Linked DNA regions of Mus musculus: region 2 is linked to region 1. A link is a loop called in an ENCODE intact Hi-C map of the cell type or tissue named here. Cell type or tissue: left cerebral cortex. All regions are shown on one strand. Each heading gives the region's core, and the rest is flanking DNA. Links, peaks and the distances in the headings are about the cores only.

The links. Hi-C counts contacts between places; a loop is a spot of excess contacts. Peaks named below come from ENCODE experiments on the same cell type or tissue, not always from the same donor. Only the 100,000 strongest peaks of a DNase experiment are listed, where the experiment ranks them.
Region 2: a loop joins it to region 1, with 2.1 times the contacts of the local background. A loop is called at or near these places in 2 of 42 quality-filtered maps.

What each region holds. Positions count from the first base shown.
Region 1 is chr2:120,560,539-120,577,033 of GRCm38, reverse strand. It overlaps Snap23 (synaptosomal-associated protein 23), which reads right to left and starts at 9,363. Exons shown (of 8, transcript NM_009222.3): 1 at 9,228-9,363. Zfp106 (zinc finger protein 106) reads left to right here and starts at 13,175. Exons shown (of 22, transcript NM_011743.3): 1 at 13,175-13,347. In left cerebral cortex, for the core only: no CTCF peak of the experiment used is centred there; a DNase peak (open chromatin) is centred at 9,392; H3K4me3 peaks cover 2,001 bases; H3K27ac peaks cover 1,423 bases.
Region 2 is chr2:120,621,495-120,637,989 of GRCm38, reverse strand. It overlaps Stard9 (START domain containing 9), which reads right to left and starts at 8,869. Exons shown (of 33, transcript NM_001370940.1): 1 at 8,720-8,869; 2 at 6,498-6,567; 3 at 3,701-3,817. The coding sequence starts at 8,766. Haus2 (HAUS augmin-like complex, subunit 2) reads right to left here. Exons shown (of 6, transcript NM_025475.3): 6 at 16,430-16,495. In left cerebral cortex, for the core only: CTCF peaks have their summits at 5,452 (motif pointing left) and 8,670 (motif pointing left); DNase peaks (open chromatin) are centred at 5,831, 7,191, 8,449 and 8,976; H3K4me3 peaks cover 1,512 bases; H3K27ac peaks cover 1,500 bases.

The DNA.
Region 1 (16,495 bases), core at 5,132-13,131:
TTACTGAGGCTTAGATGGAAAATATTTCACATGAGGCAGCAATACTAGGTTCAAACAGTGCCTGCACATGTTCTTAATAATCTTTTGACACAAATGAGTAAGTGGATTTAAGAATCCCATAAAGAAAACAGGGAGTGTAGCTGGAAAAGAGAATTTGTAACAACCTCCTTACCTAAGAAGCAGTAAGGAAGAAAGCACAAAATGGCAACAGTCTTACACTTCAATACCCCCAAGTGAAGGTCTCAAATTACAGAGTACAAATCCATACCTTCTCTTTTTAGTCTGTACATAACTATGACAAAGATTCATCTTTCCATATGAAGATGAATACAGCCTCTGTGGGCATATGTGAGTTTCAACACCACTATCAAGCCTATTACATTATTATTATTAAGTAAGGGTTATCTGAATGAACACAAACACTAAGATACCCAAGCCTGATAAAAGAGATACCCGTGAAGTGACTTACAGGTAAGTGAAGATGCTAGACAAGGGGTGGACCAGCCCAGGCAGAATGGGTCAGGGGCATGAGATTAGATCACCACAGTCATAGCAGCACAGAATTTAAAGTTTACAAATTAGTCAAGTTTGGCAGCACATGCCCATGATCCCAGTATTTAGGAGGCATGGTTTCAAGTGAAAGGTTAGCCCGGCTACCTAGTATGATCCTGTCTCAAATAAATACAAATTACAAATTGCTTATTTCTGAAGCATTCTATTTAATACTTTCAGACAAAAACTGACCACAAGTAACAGGAACTGCAGAAAGTAAAACCACAGATAAGAGGGGAGTTTTGCTGAAACTGTCTTATATGGCCCAGGCTGGACTCCTAATCAGTGGTCTTCCTGCTTCCCAGTGCTGGCACTCAAGATATAAGTTACCATGTTCAGCCTTGAAGATGTCATTTACATGGTTGTTTCTAGGATTTGCTTTACAATTCAGAGGTGAGGAAATGGGTGGAGGTACAGAAGAAACGAAGCTAGGCAAGACATGACTGTGTGATACAAGGCGAAGAAATAAACAGCACCATTCAAGCTTTCTAAACTTAGGGGGGAAAACAAGGTTATTTTTTTTTTTTGGTTTTGTTTTTTTAAAGATTCATTTATATGAGTACACTGTAGCTGCTTTCAGACCTACCAGAAGAGGGCATTGGATCACATTACAGATGGTTATGAGCCATCATGTGGTTGCTAGGAATTGAACTCAGGACCTCTGGAAGAGCAGTCAGTGCCCTTAACCACTGAGCCATCTCTCCAGCCCCCAAAAAGGTTTTGTTTTATTTTGTTTTTAAAGAGTAGCCAAAGCACTCTGAAAGTTAAAGCAGGAGGATCAGTCATTAGTTAGAGGCAGATAGTCTACATAGTGAGACTCAAAAGCAAACCAAAACCCACAAAGACAGCAGCTAAGAGCTGAAGATGTTGCTTGCCTAGCATGTCCACGTCCCCTAATATGATCCCAAGCATCAACACAGAGACAGAGAGACAGACACAAATACATAGACAAACACATACCCCAGGAGGCTTTTAATTAGCCTCTGACTACCACTTTGAAAATTTAGAAGCCAAGAATCTGACCGTGGTGGTCTATGCCTACAAATCCCAGCATTTAAGAGGCTGAAGCTGGAGATAGATGGCTTAGTGCTGAAGATCACTTGCTACTTTTGCAGGCACTGCAGAAAGTGAAACCACATTTAAGAGGGGGAGTTTTGCCTGAGTTTGGTTCTCAGCCCCCACATAATGGCTCACATCTGTTTCTAATTCTAATTCCAAGGGATCTGGTGCACTATTCTCTTCTCCATGGATGTTGAACACAAGATGTATTTACATTAATGTAGGTAAAACGTATATACATCATTCACAACAGGTAAGTAGTGGGAGGGGACAAATGATCATATAAGGGGCGATTATTCACTTCGAAAAAGGAAGTGAAGTATTTACAGTCTACAGTATGTGTTAGCAATGAAGGCATTACACTAAATAAATAAAAACAAACATAAAAGGCCATATATTATATAATATCATTTATATGAGATGTTTTATTTTGAGACAGGATCTCCCTATGCAGACCTGGCTGGCCTAGAGCTCAATATGTGAACCAGGCTGGGCTTGAACTCACATGTGCCATGATGCCTTACAAATCTATATGAAATCTTAAAAATAGGTAGATCTCAACAAGATGTGGTGATGTACCCTCTTTTAGTCCCAGTGCTCGGGAGGCAGAGGCAGACAGATCCTCAGCGGCATGGGTTCATACCGACTTCCTCAGAATTTGAAAACATTGTTTTTCTCTATTTGTTCTGTTTTGAGGCAGGGCCTCACTGTGCAGTACAGGCTGTTCTGAAACTCACAGTAGCCTTGTGAACTATCCTCCTATCTCAGCCTATCAAGTGGGAGGATTATAGGTATGGCCCACTACATCAAGTGCCCTTCACTCGTTTTTCCAGGAGGAACAAGATCCAGTCTGATGTTGCTTACCTGACACTTGTGAACCTGAGGCAGGAAGATTTCAAGGCTGAGGTCAATGTGGGGTAAAAGAAGCCTTCAATTCCAGCCTAAACTAGAGTGAAACCCATCTGAAGAACCAACATAAGTGCATGGGGAAAAAGTTAAGCTTCCTATCTCATAACAAGAGAAATTTATTCTAAACTGGCAATCCAAGCTAGCCTAACCACGCTACCGGCACAAGAACCTTATCCCACTTATAGCAGCCACACAATTTACTTAGCCTGTTTATGTGACATTTCATTTTATTTATTAAAAGTTCTTCTCAGAATTGTTTCTAAACTCAAATGCACATTAAGTGCTTAGCACGGTGCCAGCCATAAGTACAAGTTATCAATGAAGTGAATATTATTTATTTGATGATGATGATGATTTGGGACAGTCTTGCTATGTAGTCCAGACTAGCCCTGCACTTCAAATCCTCCTGCCGTAGCTTCCTGAGTGCTGTGATTACAGGTGTACACTACTACGCCTCACCAGAGCACTGATACTCATGTTCAGTCATGTTCTTTACCCTCGGCCCTGACTCCTGGTATCGAACATTTGAAGGGAAAATCAGGAAACTAACTTGGAATCAGCTAAGACCTTGGATAGTTTGGGTATATACAGTTTAGGTAAGATGAAGCCTTGTCAATCATCTTTAATCATATGAGACATTCAATGCCATGAGTGCCTTCATTCTAAGCTCTAGAGCAGTGGTTTTCAACTTAATGGGTTGAGACCCCTTGGGGGTTGCATGTGTGATATCCTGCATATCAGATATTTACATTATAATTCATAACAGTAACAAAGTTACAGTTATGAAGTAGCAATGAAATAATTTTATGGTTGGAGGTCATCACAACATAAGGAACTGTATGAAAGGGTCACAGCATTAAGGTTGAGAACCTCTGCTCTAAATGTACAAGTATATGTTCAACATAGCTACCCATTGTTTAACTTCTAGAATCCAAAGAGAAATGGTAAGAAATGAATTCAAGAAATAAATCAGGGGCTGGAGAGGTGGCTCAGAGGTTAAGAGCACTGTCTGCACTTCCAGAGGTCCTGCATTGAATTCCTAGCAACCACATGGTGGCTCACAACCATCTATACTGGGATCTGCTGCTCTCTTCTAGTATGCAGATAGAGCATTCATACATAAAATAATTTTTTTTGAAAAAAAGAGAAGCCAGAACTTCAGATATAGATCATAAGTCACCAGGCAAAATAACATAATTTAGATTCTCTCCAGAACTATATTTTACTAGTATATTATTCCATTTCTTTATGAGGTGGGGAGTGAGAGAGTTTCAAGTAGTCCAGGCTGGTCTCAAACTCCCTGCATAGGGCTGGTAGATGGTTCAGCAGATAAACAAGAGCTTACCATCCAACAATACAAGCCTGCTGATCCTAGGTCAATCCCCTAGGAACCATATGGTAGAAGGAGAGAACCAATCCACCAAAAAGTTGTCCTCAACCTCCAAGTCCATACCAAGACACACCCCTCCCTACAAATAAATATTTGTAATAAAAACACACTTCAAAATCCTATGTAGCAAAAGTTGGTGCTGAATTCGTGATCCCCTTGTCCCAACCTTCTAAGTGCTGGAGCCATTGGCACCGTCATCACACTGGAGCTACATTTCATTTCTACAGGAGGATTACAAGTTTAAGGCCAGCCTGGGCTATATAGGGAATTTTCAAGTCAACCTGAGCTACTTTTATATAAAAAAAAGATACAGGCACAGATACAGGCAAGCAGAGACACGGAGACAGACAGACAGACAGACAAAGAGAAAGAGAACTTTAGGCCAAGAAATAAACAATGTTCCAACTTTAACAATTCTTGAAGGCATTTAGATCAGATGGTTTATGTTAAGAACAGTTCCCACAGCCAGATGTGATGGTCCATACTAATACTTCTGAAGGATAAGACTGAAGGGTCACCACCTCACGGTCAGCCTAGGCTATACACACAACCCTGGCTCAAGAAATAGGTTTTCCCTTTATTTCCTTTCTAGTTTTCTTTTGTACCTTCTTCTAAGTGGATAACTTTAGCCATTCTTAAGTGAAGCCCCTGTCCCCAAAGTATGCAAATGATGAGACAAGTTTACCACAGGAATTACCATATTTATTATAAACATCTATGTTTCAAAATATAGGGAAACACATGACTCAGTGGAAAAAAAAAATCAAGCAAGTCAGAGGAAACCACTAGAAATCAGGAACCAAAAGACAAAACAATGCCAAGCGTGGTGGCGCACGCCTTTAATCCCAGCACTCAGGAGGCAGAGGCAGGTGGATTTCTGAGTTCAAGGCCAGCCTGGTCTACAAAAGTGAGTTCCAGGACAGCCAGGGCTACACAGAGAAACCCTGTCTTAAAAAACAAAACAAAACAACAAAAAAAGACAAAACAAAACCCCAAAATTACACTTCAGTTTTACAGATTTGAATATTTTAATTGTTTGGTGTCTTCAAGCCTCTTTCAGCTTTGGAATTTCCACAATTCTACCCTAAGCGACTTGGGTGTAATCCTGGGGAGATATAATCAATGACATTGACAGTGCACATGTGGAAGGTGAAAAAGCCACGAAGACATAGGCAGTTCCTCTGCCACTGGTCTAGGGAAGATGACAACCTGGCAGACTAAGGCAGATTAAGTATGTTAGATAACAAGTTTAGGTGAGGATAGATGACAACGCTTCACCTTACATGAAAAACTCCCTCCAACCCTCTCAGGTTAGTGGATTCAAAAACGCATCGTATTAGATGTGTTCAGGAATTTCCAAGAGAGCCTAAAAAGAGCAATAGGTATATACCTATGCATCAGTACTGAGGTTTCTAAAAAGAACAATTCCAAAGAACATTGAAGAAGGAGGTCCCTGGGGCCAGTGAGGCTGCTTAGTAGGTAAAGTGCTTGTCCACACACCTGATGACCTGAGTTCCATTCCAGGAATTCGTAAGGTGGAGAGAAAGAGAAGACTCTTACAAGCTGTCCCCTGACTGGGACATGTGTGTATACTTGCTGTGGTGGTTTGAATGAAAATGGCTCCAACTGACACATCTATTGAATACTTAATCCCCAGTAGATAGAATGGTTTGGGAAGGAAGGATTAGAGGGTGTGGCCTTGTTGGAGGAACTGTGTCACTGGGGACAGGCTTTGGGGTTTGAAATGCCCATGCTAGTCCCAGTTCTCTCAGCCTGGTGGTGGTGTCTCAAGATCGGAGCTCCCAGCTATTCTTAAGCTCGCTCTGCCTGCTGCCATGTTCCTTCACGTGATGGTGATGGACTTTAGCCCTCTGTGAAACTGTAAGCCAGAATAAGTGCTTTCTTCAGTAAGTTGCCTTAGTCAAAGTCTTTTGCCACAGCAATAGTAAAAATGAACTAAGACAGAAGCTGTCTTAGTTCTACTATTTAGACCATGATAGTTTCAAATCAGTCTGGGACCTCAAAATGGCTCAAGGGAAAAAGTGCCTGAAGCCAAGCCTGAATTTGAACCCTGGTATCCTCACGATAGAATGAAAGAAAGGACTCTTGCAAGCTCTCCTGACAGCCATATGTGTGCACACCCTCCCCCCCTACACACAAAAATGATAATTAAAATATAAAACAAACAACAACAAATACCCAGCAATACTCCTGCCTCTGGCTGCCAAATGTTAGGATAACAGGCAAAAGCTGACATGTTTTCAAATTTGGACCATTGCTTACTTAACTTTTATATGTTAGTTTCTTTTTCTTTTCTTTTCTTTTTTTTTTGCCTCTTTTTTAAATTAGATATTTTCTTTATTTACATTTCAAATGCTATCCGGAAAGTTCCCTATACCCTCTCCCCGCCCTGCTCCCCTATCCACCCACTCCCACTTCTTGGCCCTGGCATTGCCCTGTACTAGGGTATATAAAGTTTACAAGACCAAGGGGCCTCTCTTCCCACTGATGGCCAACTAGGCCGCCATCTGCTACATATGCAGCTAGAGACACAAGCTCTGGGGATACTGGTTAGTTCATATTGTTGTTCCACCTATAGGGTTGCAGACCCCTCCAGCTCCTTGGGTGCTTTCTCTAGCTCCTCCATTGGGGGCCCTGTGTTCCATCCTATAGATGACTGTGAGCATCCACTTCTGTATTTGCCAGGCACTGGCATAGCCTCACACGAGACAGCTATATCAGAGTCCTTTCAGCAAAACCTTGCTAGCGTATGCAATAGTGTCTGGGTTTGGTGGCTGATTATGGGATGGATCCCTATATTTTAGTTTCTTAATTGAATAAGAGTAATCATGCTTAAATCCAGTAAATATTACATGGTTCATTCATGCAAAATATAACAGCACCTATCCCTAGGAGAGCAGCTCTCAGAGGAAAGCGTAAGTAGCATGCAGGAGGGAACCTAGGTTTAATCTTCAAGTACCAAATGCCAAAACAAAACAGTGCCTAGAACAGTGTTCAATATGGTTTATATGTATGTGTATGTATGTATGTATGTATGTATGTGTGTGTGTGTGTGTGTGTGTATATATATATATATATATATATATATATATATATATTCATTTTGTCCTGGTCTAAACAGTACCAGCTTCTATCTTTTTTTGTTTGTTTTTTTTTTTTTTTTCGAGACAGGGTTTCTCTGTGTAGTCCTGGCTGTCCTGGAACTCACCCTGTAGACCAGGCTGGCCTCGAACTCAGAAATCTGCCAGCCTCTGCCTCCCGAGTGCTGGGATTAAAGGCGTGCGTTACCACCGCCCGGCACCAGCTTCTATCTTAGTTCATTTTTACTATTCCTGGAACAAAGGACCATGAACATGGCAACTTACACAAGAAACCATTTATCCGACCATCATGGCCAAGGAGCACAGAAGCAAGCAGAGGGAGCTTGAGCAATAGCTGAGAGCTCAGATCTCTCAACCACCAGGTTGAGAGAACTAACTGGGAGACATATATTTAATATAGGTCTATTGTTTAATTGTTGTTTTGAGATGAGGTTTCATGAGGTTGCTGAGGCTGGCTTATATAACCCCGTCTCAGAAGTATTAAATATGTGATTATGGAGCACTGTCCTCAGAGCATAAATAAGCATTACCATCTTAATCAGAACAACTGGAATTACTCACAAAAGACTCTCAGGATTGGGGCCTGTTGACAGAGGACAGGGTGTCACTAGATACTCACCTGGGACTCCAGCTACCCACTCCCAATTCTGGCCCAGTCTCACTTGGTTTTATGGTTGCTACAATGTAGAAAGGAGACCCCACCCCCAACAAGAAGCCACCTAAAAAGCAAAATGAAACAAGAAGTCCTGCTAAGAATGATAATTATTTAAGGTACAGGCAAAGTTTAATCATTTAACTTACTTTAATATGGCCTGTCCCAGAAGCATGGTAAGAAAGTGTTTCCAATTTGCTATTATCTACTTGAATGTATTCTTTCGCATAACCTCTCACCAAAAGAACAAATAACAAGTGCTCAGGGAATTCCTTGGGCATCAACTTTGCCAGTAACAGAAATACTAACTTTTCTTACTTTGTCATGAAACAGCTTTCACAAATTTGAACTTCAAAGGACTTAAGCTTTGTGTGTGTGTGTGTGTGTGTGTGTGTGTGTGTGTGTGTGTGTGTGTGTGTGTGCATGCCTTTAATTTCAGCACTTGAGAGACTGAGGCAAGCAGATCTCTGAATTCCAGGCCAGCCTGAGCTACATAGTGAGATCATGTCTTTTAAAAAAAAAATGCTTTAACAAGTAATGCCTCATTGGACCAAACTGACCTCGAACTCACAGATATCCATCTGCCTCTGTCTCCTAAGTACTGGGACTAAAGGTGTGCACCACTACTGCCCAGGGCCTCACAGAATTTATGCATAGTATTTTCCAAGAAAAAGAAGAACGTGAGAAGGATCTATTTTACCTTGCTATGACTGAACTACTAGCATTTTACCAGGATATCTCAAAACCCTCTTAAAAGGCAGCAGGGCAAATGAAGTTATTTCGATCCTTAAAAAATATCTTCAAGTAAGAAACTATACTATTTTCACAAGTAAGATACTTATTTTCTTCAAGTAAGAAACTATACTATTTTCTGAGAACACTTGTCAAAAGCTGCCAGTTTCTAAACTCTTCTGCAATCCCATCCGTGCCCCCAGCCCAAACCTACCCAAATGACAAACAGCAAAAAGGAAAGATCTTTTTCCTCAACTCGGTTGTTTTTCGCTTCCTCTACCGCCAGTTTGCTTTTCCAAATAGTGCAGTGACTAATGATTAAGGACGAAGGAAAGAAGTGTAACAGTACTTTAAAATACTTTCCTCACACACAAACCGAATTGAGGAAAAAAAAAATCATCTTTTGACTGACCATATTCTTGGCGCTTTCCCACGGGGAAGCCTCAAGATAAGCAGGGAATTTCCTAGACAGTGGAGCCTGCAACGCCAGGACCCTCGGGGTCATTCTTCTAACAACCATTTCAGAACTATGTGTTCATTAGGGCCACCAGCCAGACAGTCTGTTAATACTAACGAGAAACATCGTGAGGCTGAAGGTGAGGGACGAGGAGCCGAACCACCCAAGTCCAGGGCACCACCATAGCGCCTCCCTTCCTGCGAGGGCTCGCGCTGGTCGCCAACGCCTGGCGATCTCCTTCTCGGCCCAATCCACCAAGGACTGGCCGGAGCTCTCTTCTCCCCTCAAGTCCGACCCCCAAAACGTTGGACCACCACCACCACCACCCTTTTTCTCCTTGGGATATCATCCTACCTGTCCCGCTGACTAGTTCCCTCAGCTACTTTCCAGAAGCCTCACCCGGCGGCTCCGGCCACTCCTCTCCAGCCTCCACAGTTCTCGGACTCTAGAAGATCGGACAGGGTGCGCGCTCCCTCGCGCGCATGCGCCCGGAGGACTTGTGCGCCTGCGCAGTCGCAGGGCGCCGCGGGGCAGACACACCTCTACCACTGGAGCCAATCGCCGCGGAGAGGGTGTTAAATCTCCTGCCACGCAGGCGGAGATCCTGGGAAGTCACCCGTTAACCCTACAGATTCTCCCCGGGAGGAGTTCTTCCAACTATCATCCCTGAAGGCAGCCTTGCACGGGACGCTTTAGTGTTTGAAAGACTAGGAAAAACTCGCGACTGCCAAAGTCTACAGGGTGTTTTGGCCCGTTTAAACCAGGGAAATAGATGCGTAAATACCTTTCAGTTAACAGAATACGGTCACAGGAATTCCGAAGCAGCTTTGGCCAACAATGAACAAAACATTTATTTTGAGGAATGTCTGAAGGATTGACACAGGAAGTTACTCTTAAAGTCACGAAGGATATGATAAGTAGGAGTACTTCGGAAGTCTACGAGATAAAGAGTTTTCCAGGCAGTGGGAACAACAACAACAACGCAGCGCCTTCTGGAAGTTTCTTGTTAGAAGTTTAAGAGTTCGCTTTCTGAGACAAAAGAAAATGTGAAGACGTGGTAGCTCACATTGTGTAATCCTCAGGCTATCAGAAACTGAGGCTGGAGGATCACTTGACCTCTGGAATGTAAAGCCAAACTGATAACTTAGTGAGATCCTATTTCAGAGTACAGTCTATCACTGGGTTGGGGGGGAGAATGGAAGAGCCCTTTTAGCCCCGAGACCACCGCCATCAGGGCTGAGGATCAAGCTAGATCTTTAAAGGTCTTGTAAAATTTGGAATAATAAACCTAGGATTCGTTTTATACCCATTGAGTTACTGAAGGATTTTAAACAACTTGCCCCAAAAATTCTTCCAAGCATCTCTAAGAGTAAAGCAAAACAAATAAATAATATATAAATAAAAATATATATAAATAAATAAAAAGCTGGCAATATAGGGAATAAAAACTATTTCATAGAAATAGCCTCTTCTTAAGAGATAGAAGAAGTCTGAGAAATATCATTTGAATTTAATACCAAGGGATTGGTGATAGTTGACAGACATTGCAATAGTTTGGAGAAGAGAGAGACATGGGGACATTATAAAATGCTTTTGGAAACTTTGGCTTTTGTCAGAGGAAAAGGAAGAATAATGTATCTTATTCGTTTTTATTTTGTTAGGATGAAGACAGGAGGAAAAAAAAAAACCCAGATGAGAGAAACAGTTGAATTAAAAAAAAAATCAAGGGTGAGGTTGAGTAAAGATCGTGATTGGGTTAGAGCTTCAGTAGTCAAACCTCAGATGAGAGTTGGTGGTGTACACCGACAATCCTGGCACCAAAGGGGATCTTTGTGAGTTTGAAGCCAGCCCAGTTTACAAAGTAATTCTTTGTCTCAAAAGTAAATAAATAAAATTATGGGCTGGAAAGGTAGCTGTTCTTCCACAGGACATAAACTCAGTTTCCAACACCCACCTGGTAGGTAGCTCACGACTATCTGTAATTCCAGTTCCAGGGGATCCAAACCTTCCTCTGGCTTCCACAGGCACATATACAAGGATGGTACACAGACAATCATGCAGGCTAAATACCCATACAAATAAAATATAATAAAAAAAATCAATACTGATAGGAGGTTTAGATAGTGGTTAAAACCCATAATCTCAGCATCAGGAGGTGGAGAGGCAGATTAGAAATACAAAATCATCACCGACTATGACAATATAGTGATGTTGAGGTTAACATTAGCAACCAGAGACCCTGCCTCAAACAATAAAGCCGAGAGGGCTGAGGCTGCCAAGAAGGCTCAGCAAATAAAGCACTAGTTCTCAAGCCTAAGGGCCTCGTTGATTTTGATCCCTAATTTTGATTCCATATAGTTGCAGGTCCTCTGACTTCTCTATATGAGCACTGGGTGAAGCATGTTGCCATACACACACACACAAATACATAGATATACATATATATAAAACCCAAGACACTAAGCAGAAAGGAACATTCATGGAAGAGAGACTAACCCTCACAGAGTTGGGGGAAGGAGGAGTATTCTCAATGATAATGACAAAATTTATTTGTAAGCCTGTATGTTTAGAAACAGGAAGTTAACTTTTCTGGGAAGTCAGAAACGGACCCTTTGCTGATTAGAAAAGTGGCTGCAACTTTAAGGAAATTGAGAAGCGTTGGGGTGTTGTAGAATGTGATAGACAGAGATAAGCACTATTAAGGCCTGTAGCAATGAACTCAGAAGTTTGTTTTGTTAGTCTTTCTTAAATCATTTCTTGAGGGCAGGGAGAGAGAAAATATATGGCTGAATACAGTTAGGATTGGGATAATTGCATATGTATCAAAAGATGGCCTAGTCGGCCATCACTGGAAAGAGAGGCCCATTGGACACACAAACTTTATATGCCCCAGAACAGGGGAACGCCAGGGCCAAAAAGGGGGAGTGGGCGGGTAGGGGAATGGGGGTGGGTGGGTATGGGGGACTTTTGGTATAGCATTGGAAATGTAAATGAGCTAAATACCTAATAAAAAATGGAAAGAAAAAAAAAGGATTGGGATAATTATGGATGTAATACTGTAGTTCTCAATTAGGGACATTTTTTGCCCTCCAGGGGGACACTGGGCAGGGTCTAGAGAGTTGGGGGAACATTATCTTAGAATGCACTAGACAGCAACTGGTAACAGTTATCTGCTTCAAACTGTAAATGTTGCCTGGCATGGTGGCGCGTGCCTTTAATCCCAGCACTTGGGAGGCAGAGGAAGGCGGATTTCTGAGTTCAAGGCCAGCCTGGTCTACAAAGTGAGATCCAGGATAGCCAGGGCTACACAGAGAAACCCTGTCTCGAAAAACAAACAAACAAACAAACAAACAAACAAAACAAAGCAAAGCAAAGCAAAAACAAAAACAAAAACCTGTCAATGTTGTGAAATCCTGGTCTATGGTTATTTTGGTCCTCACTTATATTGGCATTTCTTGAACTATGTCTCTGAACTTAGAGCAAAGCACTTCTGTATGTAATCTCCCTTAAAGGGGAAGTAGAAAAAGCAGCCTAGCAGACCTTAAATGCTTTAAGGACTTGTGATGTCACAAATACACAATTGGAAGAATTCCCTAAACCTTTAGAAGGAATCTGGATTTACACATAAATGAAGGTAGCTGTTTATTTTGATTTGAGGCTTTAACGTATTTATTTATTTATTTAGGTTTTTCGACAAAGGGTTTCTCTGTGTAGCCCTGGCTGTCCTGGAACTCATTCTGTAGACCAGGCTGGCCTAGAACTCAGAAATCTGCCTGCCTCTGCCTCCCAAGTGCTGGGGTTAAAGGTGTGCGCCATCACTGCCTGGCTAGGCTAAGATTTAAATTGAGTTCTGTCCTTTGTTGAAACAGTATCACATTGTAGCCCAGGAACTATGTAACAGCTTTGCCTAGCCTTGAACTCCCGTTACACTCTGCTCTCAACCTCCAGAAGCAGAGGTGAGCTACCATGCCTAACTTGGAATCTATCTGTTCCAAAGTTTCACAAGGAAGGAATAGTTTTGAAATGTAGTCAAGACACTGCCACAGCTTATGGTGGAGGGCTTAGAAAGTAGGGGAAGTCCAGAAAGAGCTTGGAAAATGGGGAAAACAAACAAACAAACAAACAAACCAAGAAAAAGAAGGTGCAGCCAATTGGTTTGTGCAAAAGACCTATCTGGGCTCTTCATCCTTTTTGAGTAAGGCCACTTGTCTGGTGTCCGTTGTTCACTTCTTATGTTCAAATAAAGCTAGATGGTTGAAAAGGGCGGATGGAGTGGGAGGGGAGAGGGAGCGTGCTGAGTTGCGTGCGCCTGCGCGCTTGCGCGATGGTGGTAGTAGCGGCGGCGGCGGCGGCGTCAGTGCCCGGCGGGGAGCGGGTCCCGGGCCGCCGCCGGACCGGAGGCTAAGGGGGCGTCTGGGAGCTCCCTCGCCGGGTCCTCGGCGGCCAGATGGCGTAGGAAGGTCGGGCTGTGAGTGTGAGTAAGGAGGATGCGGCCTGGTTGGGCGTATCGGAGCCCGAGGGTCTGCCCCCTGGACAGGTGGTGGAGCTGCGCCTGCATGCGACCACGCTACGATGCCCCTTCTGACCTGTGTGGGTTTAGGGTTTATTGGCGAGCGGTGCGTCTGGCTTCTGGGCACAGATTCCAGCAAGGGCAATCCGATTCTGTTCGCAACCCAGACTGGACGCGTGGCTCCAGGTTTTTGACCTTTGGGGCAGGCCCTGACCTCTGTCGGCATGGGGTCTAGTCTAGGAGGAATCTCAGCCTTAGTTTAAAAGCTGTAGGTTTCAGGCCAGGGCCATCTCTAGCCTTCCGAGACTAACAGTGTCGCCTCTTTTTCCTGCTTTTGAGGACTCTACTTGTGGGATGCGTCTTAGCAATGTAGTAGCAACTAGTGGAACGGTATGTGTCCATTTAATATTTAGTACGATTTTGGTGCGTAGTGTGGAGAGGAGATTATTGCACCGCCTCCCGTTTCAGTCTGTTAGGTATAGTCATCTTTGAAAGTAACGTAAACTATCTTTTTGGGGAAGTTCCAGATTTCAGTGTTGTGTGTGTGTGTGTGTTTTTTTACCCCAACTTGGAAGCAGATTACAGTTCTAGCCACCATATCGGTTTATATTAAAGTGATTCCAATCACAGACTGATTAAGAGCCAAATCCTGTTCTAAAACTACAGGGGGGAATCTTAAAAGTGTAACGCCAAAAAACGAAAGAATGAATGATCAGATTCATCTACGAGTTACTTAGTATCTGCTTTGCGTGTGATAAGTACATTCAGGTGTGTCTTGGGAATTTAACAAGCTGTTGTAGTAGATGTTTTTGGGTAGTACTTTTTACATGAGGTACTGAGATACTGAGAGTGATTTGTTGAAGTTTTCACGTTGTGGAGTTAGTGAACTTCATCTCCGGTGATGGCTACGCTCATCTCTTTCTGATACACCCAATTAGACATTCTTTTTTTGTTTTTGTTTTTATTTTTGTTTTTTGAGACAGGGTTTCTCTGTATAGCTCTGGCTGTCCTGGAACTCACTTTGTGGACCAGGCTGGCCTCGAACTCAGAAATCCGCCTGCCTCTGCCTCCCAAGTGCTGGGATTAAAGGCGTGTGTCACCATGCCCGGCTTTTTTTTTTTTTTTTTAAAGACTTATTTGTTATTATATCTAAGTACACAGTAGCTGTCCTCAGATGCACCAGAAGAGGGCGTCAGATCTCATTCCGGATGGTTGTGAGCCACCATGTGGTTGCTGGGATTTGAACTCAGGACCTTCGGAAGAGCAGTCGGTGATCTTAACCACTAAGCCTCTCTCTAGCCCCAAATTAGACATTCTAAGCACTCCTTCGAGATCGGACTGAACTACTAGATACAGAAAATAGTAGAGTTTATTTTGATTCATAGTTTTGGAGAGAATCTGGCTTATGTAGCCCAGACTGGCCTCAAACTTGATCCTGAGTTCAATCACAGTGCTGGAATTTCGTACAGCCCATCGTAGATTTTAACTGGAGAGAGGGTCAAGATGGATTTTTGAAGAGAGCTTCAACAGTCAGGAAAGAAAAGGTGTGAAGGGATTTCATCAGTCTGGTGCAGAACCAGTGGCTTTGACACAAGGAAGGTGTTTTAAACAGAAAAACCATGTCCTTACTGTACATCCAGATTAGAACAAATTCAAGGCTGGTCTCTGAGAAAAGCAGGGAACATTGAGTGCCTTGGCTCTTAAACCCAAGATGAGATCTCTACATAGTTTGTGTTTTGTAAATGGGTTCTGGAAAGGGAAGTTGAGGATTTTTATACTAAAGGTTACATTACTCTTAACTGCTCATCTAGGATGCAAGTTGCCCATGAACAGCTTACACTCTGTTGCTGTGGTTGTAGTCTGAAAGGGGCTGTCCAGAAGTATGAGCTACCAGGTGTGTATCAGAGGACTTGTAAAATTTGTGCTTTTGTTAGACTGAGCCACTTCTGAAAGTGGAAAATGTTTGTCAAGGATGAAGGATAGAAGTGGTTCCAGAGTTTCAGTTTCACAGTCTGTGACTTTTTTTTTTTTTTTTTTTTCTTTTTCTTTTTCTTTTCAAGCTAAACAAACACTTTTTGGTTTTTCGAGACAGGGTTTCTGTGTGTAGCCCTGGCTGTCCTGGAACTCACTCTGTAGACCAGGCTGGTCTAGAACTCAGAAATCCACCTGCCTCTATCTCCCAAGTGCTTGGATTAAAGGTGTGTGCCACCACTGCCCAGCCCTATCTATATTATTCAATACTAAATTGTTTGTTTTCTTTGATAGGGTTTCATGAAGCTAAAGCTGACCTTTAAGTCTGCATACTTCCCAAGTGCTAAAATTATAAGCACCATCACGCCTAGCTTTTTTGTTTTGTTTTAAAAAGTGTGTGTGTGTGTTTGTGTTTGTTTGTTTCACTGAGCTACTTTGGACATTTCCTCCCTCTTTTTGAGACATGGATCAGTCTGTCTACCTTGCCCAGGCTGTCTTGAACTTGCTTCTGTTCTGTGCCTCATGAGTAACTGGGACTGCACGGCTTACCATCAGGAACCTTCAAAGGCTACAATGTTGTTGCATTTGTTAGTCTACATCTTGAGGTCTCTTTTAACACAGAGAAGTTTCATTTCTTGCTTTTTCACCTTGATTTGTTGAAGACACCTGTGTAGATAAAACTGATGATTCAGGCTTGTGATACATATCACTAAGCTTGTTACAACCAACTGGATGCTAGAGAACAGTGCTTATTGGATTCCTGCTAAATGCTCTGTCTGTGATGCTGTCTGCTGAGGTTTCCCATTTTTTAATGATACTGAGATTGACTAGTGGGCTTAGTGGTAAATTTAGCCTCAATGGTGGTTTCTCACTGTTTTTCATTTGTTTGTTTAATAATTCTTTGCTCTGTAGCCACAGCTAGCCTGAACCAATCTGGCTTTGAAAAACAGCCTCCCTGGTGCTAGAATATGAATGGGAAGTTTATTCTAGTTTACTTGTGCTTTCTTATTGCTGTTGCTCGTTTGTGGAGACAGAGCTGGAGATAGCTAGCTCAAATCCATGACCCTTTCATGGGTCTAGCATCAGCCTTTCTGGTGCTAGAATTACTAGTGTGTGCTACCATGCCTGTTTTATGATGATC
Region 2 (16,495 bases), core at 4,584-12,583, 62 kb before region 1:
AGTTAAGGAAAAAGCCAAAAGCGGCTGGCAAAGGCCAGTTTGCTGCTTGGCCTCCGGGCAGTCGGCTTCAAGGTGCACTTCCGCCCTATGCGGAGCCCCCGCCCTGCGTAGTGCGTCAGCCCTGCGCAGAGAGACAATGCGCAGAGAGGCAATGCGCAGACTCATTCATTCCCAGAGAGGAACAAAGGAAAATACAACAGGCATTTCCGGTCTTTGAAGGAGCCGAGGGTGGGCGTGTCCACGCTCCGGTAGAATATGTGCAGATTAAAGAGCTTGCCGAGTCGGTCCGTAAATATGGAACCAATGCTAATTTTACCTTGGTGCAGTTAGACAGGCTTGCCGGCATGGCACTAACTCCTGCCGACTGGCAAATGATTGTAAAAGCCGCTCTCCCTAGTATGGGCAAATATATGGAATGGAGAGCTCTATGGCAAGAGGCTGCACAAGTGCAGGCCCGAGCAAACACAGCTGCTTTGACTCCAGAACAGAGAGATTGGACTTTTGACTTGTTAACGGGTCAGGGAGCTTATTCTGCTGATCAAACAAACTACCATTGGGGAGCTTATGCCCAAATTTCCTCCACGGCTATTAGGGCCTGGAAGGCGCTCTCCCGAGCAGGTGAAGCCACTGGACAACTAACAAAGATCGTCCAGGGACCTCAGGAGTCCTTTTCAGATTTTGTGGCCAGAATGACAGAGGCAGCAGAGCGTATTTTTGGAGATTCAGAGCAAGCCGCACCTCTGGTAGAATAGCTTATTTATGAGCAAGCCACGCAGGAATGCAGAGCGGCCATAGCCCCAAGAAAGAACAAAGGTTTACAAGACTGGCTCAGGATTTGTCGGGAGCTCGGGGGACCTCTCACCAATGCAGGCTTAGCGGCCGCCATCCTCCGATCCCAAAAATGCTCCATGGGCAGAAATTAATCAACGCATAGATCTTGTCCAGGAACAACTAAATGTATTATGGCAAATAGCTCAGCTGGGATGTGAACAAAAGTTTCCGGGATTGTCCGTTACTTCCATTCAGTATGAGAAATTTACTAGGGCAGCTAATTTGTCAAAAAGTCTTTCTCAGTATATGTTACAGAATTGGATGGCTGAATTTGAACAGACCCTTCGGGAATGAGACTTCAGATCAACTCCACGCGCTTGGACCTGTCCCTGACCAAAAGATTACCCAATTGGATCTCCTCAGCATTTTCCTTCTTTAAAGAATGGGTATGGGTGGGATTATTTGGAGATACACTTTGCTGTGGATTAGTGTTGCTTCTTTGGTTGGTCTGTAAGCTTAAGGCCCAAACTAGGAGAGACAAGGTGGTTATTGCCCAGGCACTTGCAGCTCTAGAACATGGTGCTTCCCCTGATATATCTATGCTTAAGCAATAGGTCGCTGGCCATTCAGCTCTTGCACCCCACGAGGCTAGTCTCATTGCATGGGATAGAGTGAGTGTGCTTCAGCAGCCCGAGAGAGTTGCACGGCTAAGCACTGCAGTAGAAGGGCTCTGCAGCATATATGAGCCTATTCTAGGGAGACAGGTCATCTTTCAAGAAGGTTGAGTGTCCAAGTGTCCTTCTCCCCAGGTAAAACGACACGGGACCAGACCAGGACCCCTCTGGGTGATAAACCTGGGAGGAGGTTATGTGTACGGCTCCTTTACCTGCACACTGGGGATTTGACCTCTATCTCCACTCTCATTAATATGGGTGGCCTATTGCTCTTATTAAAAGAAAAGGGGGATCTGTGGGGAGCCGCCCTCACATTCGCCGTTACAAGATGGCGCTGACATCCTGTGTTCTAAGTGGTAAACAAATAATCTGCGCATGTGCCAAGGGTAGTTTTCCACTACATGTGCTCTGCCTTCCCCGTGACGACAACTCGGCCGATGGGCTGCAGCCAATCAGGGAGTAATACGTCCTAGGCGAAGGATAACTCTCCTTAAGAGGGACGGGGTTTCGCTTTCGTTTTTGGTTTTGGGGTCTTGCACTCTTGCTCCTAAAGATGTAAGCAATAGAGCTCTTGCTCTGGCTCTTGCTTCTTGCTCCTAAAGATGTAAGCAATAGAGCTCTTGCTCTCTTGCACTCTTGCTCCTGAAGATGTAAGCAATAAAGTTTTGCCGCAGAAGATTCTGGTTTGCTGCGTCTTTCCTGGCCGGTCGAGAACGCGTGTAAGAAAGATGCTCAGAGGTTAAGAATGCATATTGCGCTGGGCATGGTGGCGCACACCTTTAATTCCAGCACTTGGGAGGCAAAGGCAGGCGGATTTCTGAGGCCAGCCTGGTCTACAGAGTGAGTTCCAGGTCAGCCAGGGCTATACAGAGAAACCCTGTCTGGAACCCCCCCTGAAAAAAAAAAAGAATGCATACTGTTCTTACAGAGGACTTGAGCTTGATTTCCAGCATCTATATTCAGCTGCTCACAAGCCCAGGGCACTGTACTCATGTGCACAGACAGACAGATAGACACACACATAATTAAAAATAAAAATAAGGTCTAATGTAGAAATGGGTAATTTATACTCACAGGTTCACCATACAACTTTGCACAGGCACGTGCTACCATGCCTGCTATATTTTTTTTTCTCAATTTTAGGGTTAGACTGTCCCAAAGTACCCTAATGTCTGCCAGTATGAGGATGATTTTCTGTGGGCTAGCAAGGCTTGCTGCCATTATGAGGACTGAAATCATAACCTTCTACAGTGCTCAACCAATGCAATACAATACATTGGTACTGATTCTCAGAAACAAAGATGCCCTAAAGATGCACTGGCCAGACCTCTAGATGCCTTGGCAACTGGAGAAAGAGATAGACAAAAACTACAAGGCATCAAGAAGATGACCAGCAACGCCTTCAGCTCAGCCAGCAAAGCCTTTTCCTCTCAATGCTCAGCCATCAGAACTTTGGAACTGACCTCCTATACACTCTTGCAGTCTTACAGCCTACCTATCTATCCCTTTCAGAATCTGTGTAGGAGCACAAGTACACACTTAAGGTCATAAGGACAGATTAGCCTCTAGGATTCTCCAGTCCTGCTGCACACAGTTCAAGGCCGTGCAGCAGAAGACTAACTGCATTGCACCCCACGTGAAGCACACTGAGGCCCAAATTGGAAATGGACATTACCGAAGCTCCTACTCCTTGACCAAGCAGTCTTTTCCCACCTTTTTGAATCATTTTTCAAAAAAATGATGCCACTCACTACCATCTCTATAGATCATAAATAACAGTCACTGGGCTGGAGAGGTGGCTCAGCGGTTAAGAGCAGTGACTGCTCTTCCAGAGGTCCTGAGTTCAATTCCAGGCAACCACATGGTGGCTCACAAACATCTGTAATGGGATCTGATGGCCTCTTCTGGTGTGTCTGAGGACAGCTACAGAATTCTCATCATATTTATCAAATAAATAAAATAAAATAAAATTTTCTAAATAAATAAATAAACAAATAACAGCCATCACTCAGATTCTATGCTAATTTACCTAAGTTTACAGTTATAAAAACTGAGGAGACAGTGCTATCATGGAGATAACTTTAAACAGTCCACAATGTATTAGTTTTCCTCTGGAAAAGCAGTTTGCATGGAGATTTTCCAAATGTAAAAGTACTAATTAGAGTACTTCCAGCCTGCAACTGCCATAATAAACTTGAAAAGTAAGTTTACAGCAAACATTTGTAAAAAGGAGAATGGAGGGAAAATGACATTACCACTTCCTGAGATGCATAGTGAGGGTCCTCTGGGTTGACTGACCAATAGCAGTAATCAAAGCCAAATGCCACAACCTTCTCCCGGGTGTCTCCAAAGCTCTCTGGTCGACTGTCCACCTAAAATTAAGCACAGAATCCAGTGTTTTCCTTGTCGTAACTCTGGAATCTGGACAGGAGCTCTTGATGTTCTCCTGTAATTACAGAGACTTGGACTAACTACTGGACTGTTTACAACAGCCACAAAGGAAGAAAGAAAGGGGGGGGGTGGTGGCTGGAGAGATGGCTCAGCAGTTAAGAGCACTGACTGCTCTTCCAGAGGTCCTGGGTTCAATTCCCAGCAACCACATGGTGGCTCACAACCACCTGTAATGGGATCTGGTGCCCTCTTCTGGTATATGTCTAAAGACAGTTACAGTGTACTCATATAAATAAAAATAAATAAATAATATTAAAAAAAAAGAAGAGAGAGAAAAATTGTTTCCACCTCACTAGAAACAAATAGAGACCCAGAGAACTAAATATGCCTACGACACTAACATGTCTCCTGTTTACAAACACATGAGGTATAGAACAGCTCAGCAGAGAAAGCCTGTAAGGGATATATATCTTCCACACTCACTTCTTCCCTAAGGATTTCTGCAGAGGATACTGACGGCATCCTCTGAGTAGACAGTCCCTGGGTCCAAGAGTTTTCACCAATCTGGAGCTTTCATTGGCAGCTCCTGTAGGAATCTACCCTCAGTGTCTTGGATATAGTATTAGACAGAACAACGCCAGTCGTGGTGGCGCACGCCTTTAATCCCAGCACTCGGGAGGCAGAGGCCAGCCTGGTCTACAGAGTGATTTCCAGGACAGCCAGGACTACACAGAGAAACCCTGTCTCGGAAAAAAAAAAAAAATCTTTACAAAGTGAGTTCCAGGACAGCCAGGGCTATACAGAGAAACCCTGTCTTGAAAAACAAAACAAAACAAGACAGAACAACCAGGAATAATCCAGTGGCCAAAGGCAGAGGAGGGTAGGGCCAAAACTTGGAACTGCACTGAGTCCTCTGTACTGGGGAGAATGGCACTCTTCACATAAATGCCTAGTCTTAATATTTAAATGTAAACTCTGGCTTTCAGGTGACAATGGTCTCCCTACGAGATCTCCTTTATCCTCTCCAGAGAGTAGAAAAAAACTCAACAATGGACACCCCCTAATTCCTACTTCACAGATGTAAAAAGGGAAGATACTACAAAGTCACCATAGCCTGTAGGCATGCTTTGTGTGCTGGCTGCTCCATTGTCCTCTGCCAGCCTGGATCCAGGAGGGAAAGCAAGACTTACCGAGGGCTGCTCCTTGAGAACGCAGCACTAAGAGTGCCCAGGGAAAGATTAAGGGGACAGATACTCATATCTTTTTAGAAGAGTACTTTACTTTTAGAGGAGAACTTTAGTTTTATAGAAGAGTAAAGTTTGAAAAGGGAAAGGCAACTCTGACATTAGCCATTCAGAAACTACAGAAGAACCTGGCTGTCATGAGTAAGTGCCTGTTCATAGATAACGACTTTAGGGAAGTCAATAGCCAAGGTGTGTAGACGGAAAACCTAACTTTGTTCTTCAGGGCTGGAGAGATGGCTCAGAGTCTGGCTGCTCTTCCAGAGGACCCAGGTTTGATTCCTGCACCCATGTGGTGGCTCATAACCATCTGTAACTCCAGGCCCAGAGAAGAGATCTGATGCCCTCTTCTGGCCTCCTAGAACACAAGGTATACACGTGGGGTGCAGCCATACATGTAGGCACAACACCCATACACATAAAATAATAAATAAATATATTTTTTTAAAGTTTGTTCTTGGCCAAGCTTATTCTCTAGACCCAAAAGTACCCTGAAGTGATTAGCAAGAGAGATAAGTAAGAGGAGGCAGGGGATGAACGGTCCCTTGTCTTCCTGGAGCTCCTGCTGAAACTTTGGCAGAGCCCATTCCCTTTTAACAAGAGCGAATGTCAAGAGGAAACAAATCACATCACAGAAGAGAGGGCATAGCTCTGAGGCTGAGGTCTATAACCTCCACTCTGCCTCAGCTTCCTCATTTCTTGGCAATGGCGGCTTATACCACAAGCTAACTACAGCAGCCGTCATGTGGTCACCTCCTTGGCTTCTTTCCACTGTTTAAGCTCCACAAAAGGAGAACGCATTCATCTTCCACATCAGGAAGGGTGGAGGAAGTTGACACTAGGAGATGGGGGGAGGGAAGGAAGTTCCCTGTGCCTGTCCAATTGTGCTCCAAAATTAAATAGGGTGGTAAAAGAAAATCTGCAACAAGACTCAGGTTAGTGGCCTTTTGGGATCTGAAGGCTGATGTCTGATGTCTGGACCACATTATGGCCAACACAAACCCTATATTATCTGGTAAAATTCCTAAGGATGCCATGGATAAAGTATTATCAGTTGTGGGGCTCAGGATAAAGTCTAACTGGTGACCAGGTGAGTTACATAGACACACAAATTGCCCCTGGCAAGAGTTAAGCTGATCATGGCCCTTATCACATCCCTGGGGTTAGTTTCAAAGCAGCTGCTTATCAGTTTACAAAACAGCTGCACTATTCCAGTTAGCAGACCATTGACCAAACCACCACATCTTCTGGAGTCTACGCACAATTCTCTTCTTGTTTATTTGCTTTATGATTGGTCCACGATTCCTCTACAAGCCTCTTCCATCTCCTGCTCTTTCATATACTAGACATATTCACCCCAAGAGGCCACCTAATTATAATAGTTCTTAATTTAAAAAAAAAACAGATATTTCAGGCTTACCTTTACATTCCTGATTTTTGCCACTTTGTCATCAACTTCCACAATAATTCTTCCCCCTTCTTTGGTCTCCCTAAGAAATAAGAACAGAATTTAAATGAGAAAAAAAAAACCCTTTTTGTTTTGTTTTCTGAGACTGATTCTCACATATCCTAAGAACCCTAAAAAAAAGTGGGGGAAATGAATGCATGGTGTGAAAGGCACAGGAGAGTGGGGGCAGAGCACAGACCAGGCAGGTGCTCTTCAGCAGTGAGTGAGTCTGGATAGACAAGGACAGCATCTCACAGTGACAGACAGCTGAGGTCAAGGCTAGGGCTTCAAAACCACTTCTGTGCTGTTATTTTATTCAAGGTCATCTCTAGCCCTATAGAACAAAGGAGTAATTTTGAGCATCTCAGAAAGGAGCAGGATGGTGCGGCGAGTCAAATCCTGCTTTTTAGAACTTAAACAAGACAATGTTCTCATTTGGAAAAAATAATGTTAGCTTTGGCTAGGTGACTTTAATGGTTCCTTCACACATACAGTTATCAGTGCTGATGACTTATTTGAATATTAGCACAGACTACATAATCAGCAGATTCCACACATGCAAAACAACCTCAATGAGCAGCGGGTACTACCACTATCTCTGCAGACTTCTGTGGGAATTGAAGAATGGTCTGCTCTGACTTCTTGGCTGAGATTGCACTGAGTGCTTACATAACTACCTCTGAATCTATGGTCCTTGTGAACCGGGAGCCTGCTAAACTCTGCTCACTCCTGGAGATCAGTGGGCTTGACAGTCTACCACTTACTCTCAAGGCCCCACACTGGTGCTGAAAGTAAGTTTCCTGGTTGTTTTTCATTGTTGTTGGATGAGATACATTATTCTTAGCAGTGACTGCAAATATCAACAGCATTTTCCTAATCTAATCCATGCTATTTGAAATTGCTGGTTTCCAAGGAACTAAACAGTTAAGAGTAAGTGGTCAATGTTGCTATCCTACAAATCCTAAAAGACAGTTTGGAAAGGACCTCCTCCTAGACAGCAGCTACTCCCAGGAGGCCCCCAGCCCTGAGTCACCACAGGCAGTGATATAAAGCCAGATGTTTAAAAAGTCATTTACCAATCAAAACACAGCAATTTGGGGTACACTCTTTTGTGTTCCTCCTATCTCACTGCTCTCATTCGGTCTAAACTTTTAAAAGCAGATGGCCTCTAAAAGGACAAACCTAACCCATACAGAACCATTTTCGTCATAGGAGACAATGCCCTTTTTGACCTCTGTTCCCATTTACCAAGGTATCTTGTGTACTGGACAGTTAAAAAAAACCTGCTAATTCCAATACATGTCATCTGGTCTAGACCCACACTCTGCCAGTTTTATCACCCATCACTCTTCCGCTTCAACCCAAGCAGGTGTCCAAGGCTTCCATCTACACCCTAAGAGCAGAGATTTGCTCTTTCTTCCTGTTCTTGGAGGACTCTGCACTTCTTCTCCTTACTTGTCAGAAAACTCAAAGATCATTCACAACAGCTCTTTGACACCAACTTTTGTGCAAAGCATTCTCTGACTTCCCAAGTGAGAGGAAAAGAGGATGAAGTGTGCAGCTTCACACTGGATGCCTCAAGGGCTGAGGGGTGCAGAATCAGGCTCCTACACAAGGAACTAGCTAGCATGGAGGACACCAAGAAGAGATGTCTGGAGAAACTTCCCCTATGTCACAGTTCAGTCTTTAAATCACACCAACTACTGAGCACAGGTTGAGAGTGTACTTTCTCTGGGCCTTTATTTTCCTTCCATATCCTGATAATTCTTTTTCCTATGTCCTCTTGGAGCAATCCCATGTGTATATACGGACACAACAGCCTCCAGTCCTCACTTGGGTACTCCCAGAACACCAAAAGTAGTGGAGTCTGCCCATCCTTTTGTACTTCCTCACGTCATGCTCCGTGAGAAAGGCCCTACTACGTGCACCAAGACCCAAGCCAGGGTCCCTAGAAACTAGTTGGCAGGTCACCAAGGACATGCACACAGGGCAGCGACTCCTGGAGCCACACAAGAACTGCTATCTCCTAGGACGCGAAGCCCTGTCCCTCCAGGCCTTCTGGACCCTGAGCCTCCATGACAATCTGTGTCTGATTTTTTTTTTTTCTCCACGCCAGTCCACCCTGAGGAAGGCAGGGACCTCGCACTCCTCTCAGCTCACTTGACCCCTCAGGCGCCCCCTCCTGACAGACTCACCGCTTGCTGAGAGGCCGGACCCTCACGGCCACCTGCACATTCGCCATCCCTCCGCCACAACCCAAGACCCACACAGCGGTCCGGCGGAAGCATCCCTGGCCGGCGTCCAGCGAACAGACCCAGCCACAGGCACTGCAAGAGCCACAGACTGCCCCGCCCGTCCCACGCGCCTCCCGACCGCAGCCCAAGCCTCGCCCTAGGGGGCGGGGCCCACTAGGTATCAACCAATCCTGAGACAGATGGGGGTGGGCCTCCTTGCCTTGCTCCACCCTCTCACTTCTCTGGACGCTCCCGCCCGAGTGCAAGGAAACGCCAGACAGGGGCGGGGCCTGCGGAGCCTTAGCCAATCCTGAGGCAGGTGGGCTGAGCAACCTGGTCTCGTTCTACCCCTCGCACCGCTGACTGTCCTACGCAAGCTGTAGTATCTCTTTTGTTCTAAAATCTGGTGACTGAATTTCTGGTTAATACTTGAAAGTTCATGAAGGAAATTAGTAATTTTATTTTTTACCCTATTGGTCTGCTATGTCAAAACTGCGGCTAAATTTTAAGGTCAAAAATAAAGTGGAGCCTATCGTAGAGGCTGAGGCAAGAATATTTTGAATTCAAGGTTAGCCTACATGGTGAGTTGAAGTCAGCCTGGAGTTCAGCGTGAAGTCCCGTCTCAAAACAACAACAATGAAATGAGAAAAACAAATGATTTTGTAATTCTAAGGTGCGTTTAAATGAAGAGGCTTGGGGCTGGTGAGATGGCTCAGTGAGTAAGAGCACCCGACTGCTCTTTCGAAGGTCTGGAGTTCAAATCCCAGCAACTACATGGTGGCTCACAACCATCCGTAACAAGATCTGACTCCTTCTTCTGGAGTGTCTGAAGACAGCTACAGTGTACTTACATATAATAAATAAATAAATCTTAAAAAAAAAAAAAAAAAAGGTGTGGGCTGTCATGCCCAGCCTAAAAAAAAAAAAAAAAAAAAATGAAGAGGCTTTTTTTTTCTTCTTTCTTTCTTTTTTTTTTTTCCTAACTTACTGACAAATTTCTCTCGGTTGCCCTGTAACTTCACTACCACCCTAAGCAGTATTTATAGTACATACAGAGCAAATGCTGTCTGATCAGAGCTGGTTTATTCAAATAAGAAATAGCTATTTATAGCTGTAAAGCCTGAAGCCCAGCTCTGAGACCTGGGGTGCTGATGAACACTTAACAATTCCAACACTGGGGAGTTCCAAGACCTCCACACAGGAAGCTCCCATGTCTCACAACAGCAAAAACAGAAACAAGGGTCCGTTTCTGATGGTGACAAATTTGTGTCCACTGAAGACTACTAAATCGTCAAACATCATGATTAGAGAGAGGTGGGGTAGGGTTAGCCATTGTATTATTAATATTAGGGTTAGAGTTTATATAAGCTGGAGAGTGGTTCTGCAAGCCTTTATTTAATCTTAGCAATTGGGAGGCAGAGGCGGGTGGATCTCTGTGAGTTCAAGGCCAGACTGGTCTACAGAGTGAGTTCCAGGACAGCCAGGGCTACACAGAGAAACCCTGTCTCAAAGAAAGAAAGAGAGGAAGGAAGGAAAGAAAGAAAGAGAGGAAGGAAGGAAGGAAGGAAGGGAGGGAGGGAGGGAGGGAGGGAGGGAGGGAGGGAGGGAGGGAGGGAGGGAGGGAGAGAGAGAGAGAGAGAGAGAGAGAGAGACTCACACAAAACCAAGACAAACAAGAAACACACAGACCAAAAAACAAAAAACCCCAAGTCACTTCCTTCATGAGAATTAGGATCTTATGGAAAAGGAAATAACTATCTAAATGTGTATAACATTGTGCCAGACACAAAATGCAAAGAAAAATAAAAGGGAATAAAAGAGAGTAACAGTGTTAGGTGGTTAAAGAGAAAGTTAAGAAAGTCACTACTTTATATAGACTCTTAAAGGAAGTCCTCACTGATACCAGTGACACCCCACTATATTTGAGGAAAGTAAGGCTGGGAAGTTTTTCAGAGACTATTAGTTCATAGAATTTCCTACGTCAGCCTCTATTAAGGCAGACACTGTTCTAAGCAATCAGAACACACCTGTCTGGTGAAACCTCTGACCTCATAGAACTGGGAGTAGACTAACAGGTAAAAACAGTTTTAAAAAATGTTTAGCCATGCAGCAAATTAAAATTTAAAAGTATGTTTTAAAAAGCAAGAACGGGGCTGGTGAGATGACTCAGCAGGTAAGGGCACTGACTGCTCTTCGGAAGGTGCTGAGTTTAAATCCCAGCAACCACATGGTGACTCACAACCATCCGAAATGAGATCTGACACCCTCTTCTGGTGTGTCTAAAGATAGCTACAATGTACTAGCATATAATAATAATAAATCTTTGGGCCGGAGAGAGCAGAGGGCCTGAGTTCAATGCTCAGCAACCACATGATGGTTCATAACAATGTACTCACATACATAAAATAAATAAACAAATCTTTAAAAAAGAACAAAACTAGTTGTAAAGAGAACAGAATCATGGAGCCCGAGATTGGAGGGCTGTGTAATCAGAGTCCTGTGTATAATCAGAGTCCTGCTTCAGTTGAGGCAGGAGAATTTTGAGTTCCATGCTAACCTGGACCACATATCAAGACCTGGTATCAAAACAAAACAAAACAAAACAAAACAAACAAACAACAAAACAAAAGCCATGCTGTGTGTGAAAGGACAGACACAGGGAGCAGGTCAGTGTAAGACCCCATGCTTGTAAGACAGTCTTCGTAGGGGTAGACCGAGGTGCAGAGCCAGGATCATGGAGTTAATATGAAGCCACAGTGGCTTCTTGGTTTTATTCAGTGGATTGGGAAACATAGGAAAGTTTTGGAGAAAGTAAAATTATTTGACTTGCATGTTCTAATTTTCAAAATGGTGTGTGTGTGTGGGGGGTCACCATCTTTGGGAGTTCAGATCATTCCAGCTGGACTTGACTATTTGCATCCCCTTATGGAAGGCAGGGGAGTTCGTGGGATCAGCAGCTGGGTATTCAGCCATTCTAAACCACATCTCGCATGTAATTCTGCCCTAATAGCACTTAACGCGGGAGGAGTTAGAGCACATAGACCAGGGGAAGGGAGAAAGAGGGCTGCCTTCTATCTGTGCAGCTATGGGAAAGAGGGCTGCCTTCTATCTGTGCAGCTATGGGAAAGAGGACTGCCTTCTATCTGTGCAGCTATGGGAAAGAGGGCTGCCTTCTATCTGTGCAGCTATGGGAAAGCCTTCATCCCTGCTGGCAAAGACTGCCTTTTGGGGAGAAGAGCACCCACAATCCCATAAGTAACCCCTTACCCATGTTCTGTAAGGAAGCCCAATAAACTTATAAGCACCCCCAGAGCGAACCCACACTCTGTTTATTGTTGGAACCTTAGGAAGAAGAATAGATATTGCTTATTGCTTATGTCATTCTCTGAGAAGGAATTTTAGCAACAAAAGACAACTTGGCAGTCATGTGGGTATCTGGTATCAAACTCAGTCTTGCAGGTTTGCATGATTCTTCACGGGCGGAGCAGGACCCTGATTTCTACCTTTAAAGGATTACTCCGCCTGGTGTGAAGACTAGTCTGAGAAGTGAGGCCTGTAGAGCCCAGAGCCCAGTCAGGAGGCTGCTTTAGCTCTCTGGTGGCAGAACCAGAGCGTTGAGTCATGTAGGCTCCTTTTACTTTTACTTTTTCTCTTTCTTTTTCTTTTTCTTCCTTTTTATTTTATTTTATTTTATTTTTTTCAAGACAGGGTTTCTCTGTATAGCCCTGGCTGTCCTGGAACTCACTTTGTAGACCAGGCTGGCCTCGAACTCAGAAATCTGCCTGCCTCTGCCTCCCGAGTGCTAGGATTAAAGGCGTGTGCCACCACTGCCCAGCTGGGCTCCTTTTTCTTATCCATTTGAAAGCACCAATAGAATGGTGTACTAGATAGTTGGTTTACAATTTAGACTCATTTGGAGCCCCAGGCTCCTGGATAGGTTCTCTATTCATGCTGATTTGCAATGAAAACTGCTGCTGAAATAATATTTCTATTGTCAGCATGACATAATTGGAACATTTAAATTTTTTAAATTATTTCACTCGAGGCTAGAGATGTAGCTCAATTGGTCAAATGTATGCCTAGCACTCACAAAGTCCCAGGGTGACAGGAACTGGGTGCAGTAGCACACACTTGTTATCCTGGCATTAGTAAGAGTCAGCAAATCCCAGGCCAGCCTGGGCTATATGAGATCTTGCCTTGTCTTAAAAACAAACAAACAAACAAACACCAAAACAATACAACAAAAACCTCCCAAACAAAAACAAACAAAAAAGCCCACTTAACTCATAAATATTTTAGTATGCATTTTTTGACATAACTACAATACCATTATAATAATCAAATACATGGATTCATTACGGGCATCAAAATTTCAAAGTCTAGGTTTCTACTCGTCTTCACACCCATGATTTAATCTGTTAAAACCTTCTCTGAATAAGCCCCAATTTTTCTTACAGGTAAGAGGAATAGAGATTTTTATTAATAATTTTTGGAGAGAGCATCTTGCTGTGTAGCTCAGGCTGGCCTGGGACTCACACTTGTGATCTGTCTTGCCAACTCAAGCCTCTGGGAATCTAGGCTCTGGGCTCCTCAGCCCTGCAAATCATACCCTCCCACTAACCTGAGACCTTTTTTTTTTTTTTTTAAAGCTTTATTATAGAAAACAAAGGGCAGAGAAGTAGGTTTTTGCCATGGCCATGTGGAGAGAGGGGCGAAGGGAGGGGAAGGAGAGCTAGAGATGAGAATAAGAGAGGTAAGAGTTTAAGAGTGAACCTTTTTTTTTTTTTTTACATTTGTGTACATGCACGTATTCATGTTTGTGCATGTGAGCTCAGGACATGGCGACCAGAGGTAGGCACAAGACACGGAGTATCTTCCTTAGTTGCTCATCACTGTATTTTTTGAGACAAACCCTCTCACTATATCTGAAGCTCACCAGTTGGCTAGGCAGGCTGGCCAGCCAGTCTCAGAGCTCCTCCTGGGTCTGCTTCCCTAACACTAGAATTACAGGTGTGTGCCTGGCTGAAAAATCTGATTTCAAGCCCTCATGCTTTTGTGGCAAGCACTTTACTGACAAGAATCATCTCCCCAAATCCCATTTAAAACTTTGTTTTTGAGATAGAATCCTCTATACAACCCTGACTGTGCTGAAACTGAAACTTGGTATGTGGACTATGGAGCCTCAAACTCACAAGACATCCACCTGCCTGCTTCATTAATTGTAGCCTCTGCTACAATTAAAGGTGTGTGCCACCATCCTGGGCCTCATAAACTTTTTCCTTTCATTTTCTTTATGTGGACGAATGTTTTTGCCTTAATGTAAGGAAGGTCTGTACACCTTGTCAGTAGGCCAATGGATTCCCCTGGGACTGAACCTGGGATTCAAACTTGGATCTTCTGGAAGAGCAGCCAGTGCTCTTAACTGCTCAGCCATCTCTGTAGCATCTTTTATATAAATTCATTTGTTTTACAAACATCTGAGAAAATCTCACATGTATTGACTTCTCTGAGTCATTACAAAATCAACTATATAATGGCTTCTTCCCCACCATCTCCCCATATGATTTAAATCAAAATTTTTCTTAAGATTCTCTTGTTCCTCAAACCTCCTGATTTCACTGAAACTCCAAAAGGACAAATGAGAGCTGAGGGCTGAAGTCACAGGCCAGAAAAATAAGTAAAGAGCCACAAAAGACAAGAAGAGTGATCCCAAATAGTCTACAAATTGGCATAGTTATTCTGGAATCACATTTACAAATCTCACATACCTCTTCTAATATAAGTAGAAAATACATTCCTGATTTTTTTTTATTATCTACATGTAGAAATCAAACTTTATAATTTGATCAAGGCCAAGTGGTGGTGGCACATGTCTTTAATTGCAGCACTTGGGAGGCAGAGGCAGGTGGTGGATCTCTGAGTTTGAGGCCAGCCTGGTCTACAAAGCAAGTTTTAGGCAGGGCTGTTACACAGAGAAATTGTCTCAGAAAGAAAAAAAAAGTTTGATCAAACCCTCATGGCTAAGCCTGACATTCCCACCTCCAAGCCCAGAAGCCACTCAAAAGACTTCCCCTGCTGGACCTGCTTCCTCATTTATTTCTGTATGTATAGGACTGTGGTCAAGTGAGGAGGTCAGAGGGCAAATTTGGGTGTTAGTTCTCACCTCTAACAGGATCTCTTGTCTGCAGCTTTGTATAGGAACTAGCTGGCCTTTCTTTTGCCTCCCATTTATGTGGCTTCTGGGGATTTGAACTCAAGTCCTTACCCTTGCTTGTGAACTTTTGCCCACTGAGCTTTCTCCTCAGCTCCTGCCTGTGTGTTCTTGCTAACTCGTAGCTTCTTTTTTTTTTTTTTTAAGATTTATCTATGAGGCTGGAAAGATGGCTCAGTGGTTAAGAGCACTGACTGCTCTTCCAGAGGTCCTGAGTTCAAATCCCAGCAACCACATGGTGACTCACAACCATCTGTAATGAGATCTGACCCCTTTTCTGGTGTGCCTGAAGACAACTACAGTGTATTTTTTTTTCAAAGATTTATTTATTTATTATATGTAAGTACACTGTAGCTGTCTTCAGATACTCCAGAAGAGGGCGTCAGATCTCGTTACAGATGGTTGTGAGCCACCATGTGGTTGCTGGGATTTGAACTCTGGACCTTCGGAAGAACTGTCGGGTGCTCTTACCCACTGAGCCATCTCACCAGCCCCAGTGTATTTATAATAATAAATAAATCTTTTAAAAAAATTAAAAAAAAAGATTTGGGCTAGTGAGATGGCTCAGTGGGTAAAAGCACCCGACTGCTCTTCCGAAGGTCCGGAGTTGAAATCCCAGCAACCACATGGTGGCTCACAACCATCCGTAACGAGATCTGACTCCCTCTTCTGGAGTGTCTGAAGACAGCTACAGTGTACTTACATATAACCAATAAATAAATCTTTAAGAAAAAAAAAGATTTATCTATGGATGTGAGCACACTGTAGCTGTACAGATGGTAGTGAGCCTTCATGTGGTTGTTGGGAATTGAATTTTTAGGATTTCTGTTTGCTCTGGTCAACCCCCCTCGCTCAGTCCCTGATTGCTCCATCCCAAAGACTTATTTTTTTTTTTAAGATTTATTTATTACATGTAAGTACACTGTAGCTGTCCTCAGACACTCCAGAAGAGGGAGTCAGATCTCATTACAGATGGTTGTGAGCCACCAAGTGATTGCTGGGATTTGAACTCAGGACCTTCAGAAGAGCAGTCAATGCTCTTACTCGCTGAGTCATCTCACCAGTCTCAGCTTTCTCTTCTTATCCATCTTCTTCTTCCATGAAACTATAGATATCTGTAGCTTGCCTGTCCTTAGAACTGCCCTCTAGTTTCACAAGAATAAAAACACTTGTTCAAGCCAGACACAGTGACATATGCCTGTACTCTCAATATTTGGCGAGCAGAGGCCAGAGGATTGTTGAATCCAATTCTCTCTCCATCCCGAGTAACTGTCTTCTATAAACAAACTCACTACTTATTGACCACACTGATATAAAATTAGCTTTTCTCTCTATGTTAGAATTTAAGTTTAAATTATCTTAAGCTTTTGTGAGCCAGACAGCTCGAATGCTTCTATGTTGTATGTGTTAAGCTAAGAGTATTTTTTTTTCTGTTGCTTGGGATTCATATTGGAGCCACATTTAGTTGAAATTAGTTTATTTTTACAGCTTGAGTCATTAATAAAAGTAAAAATTACAAAACCACA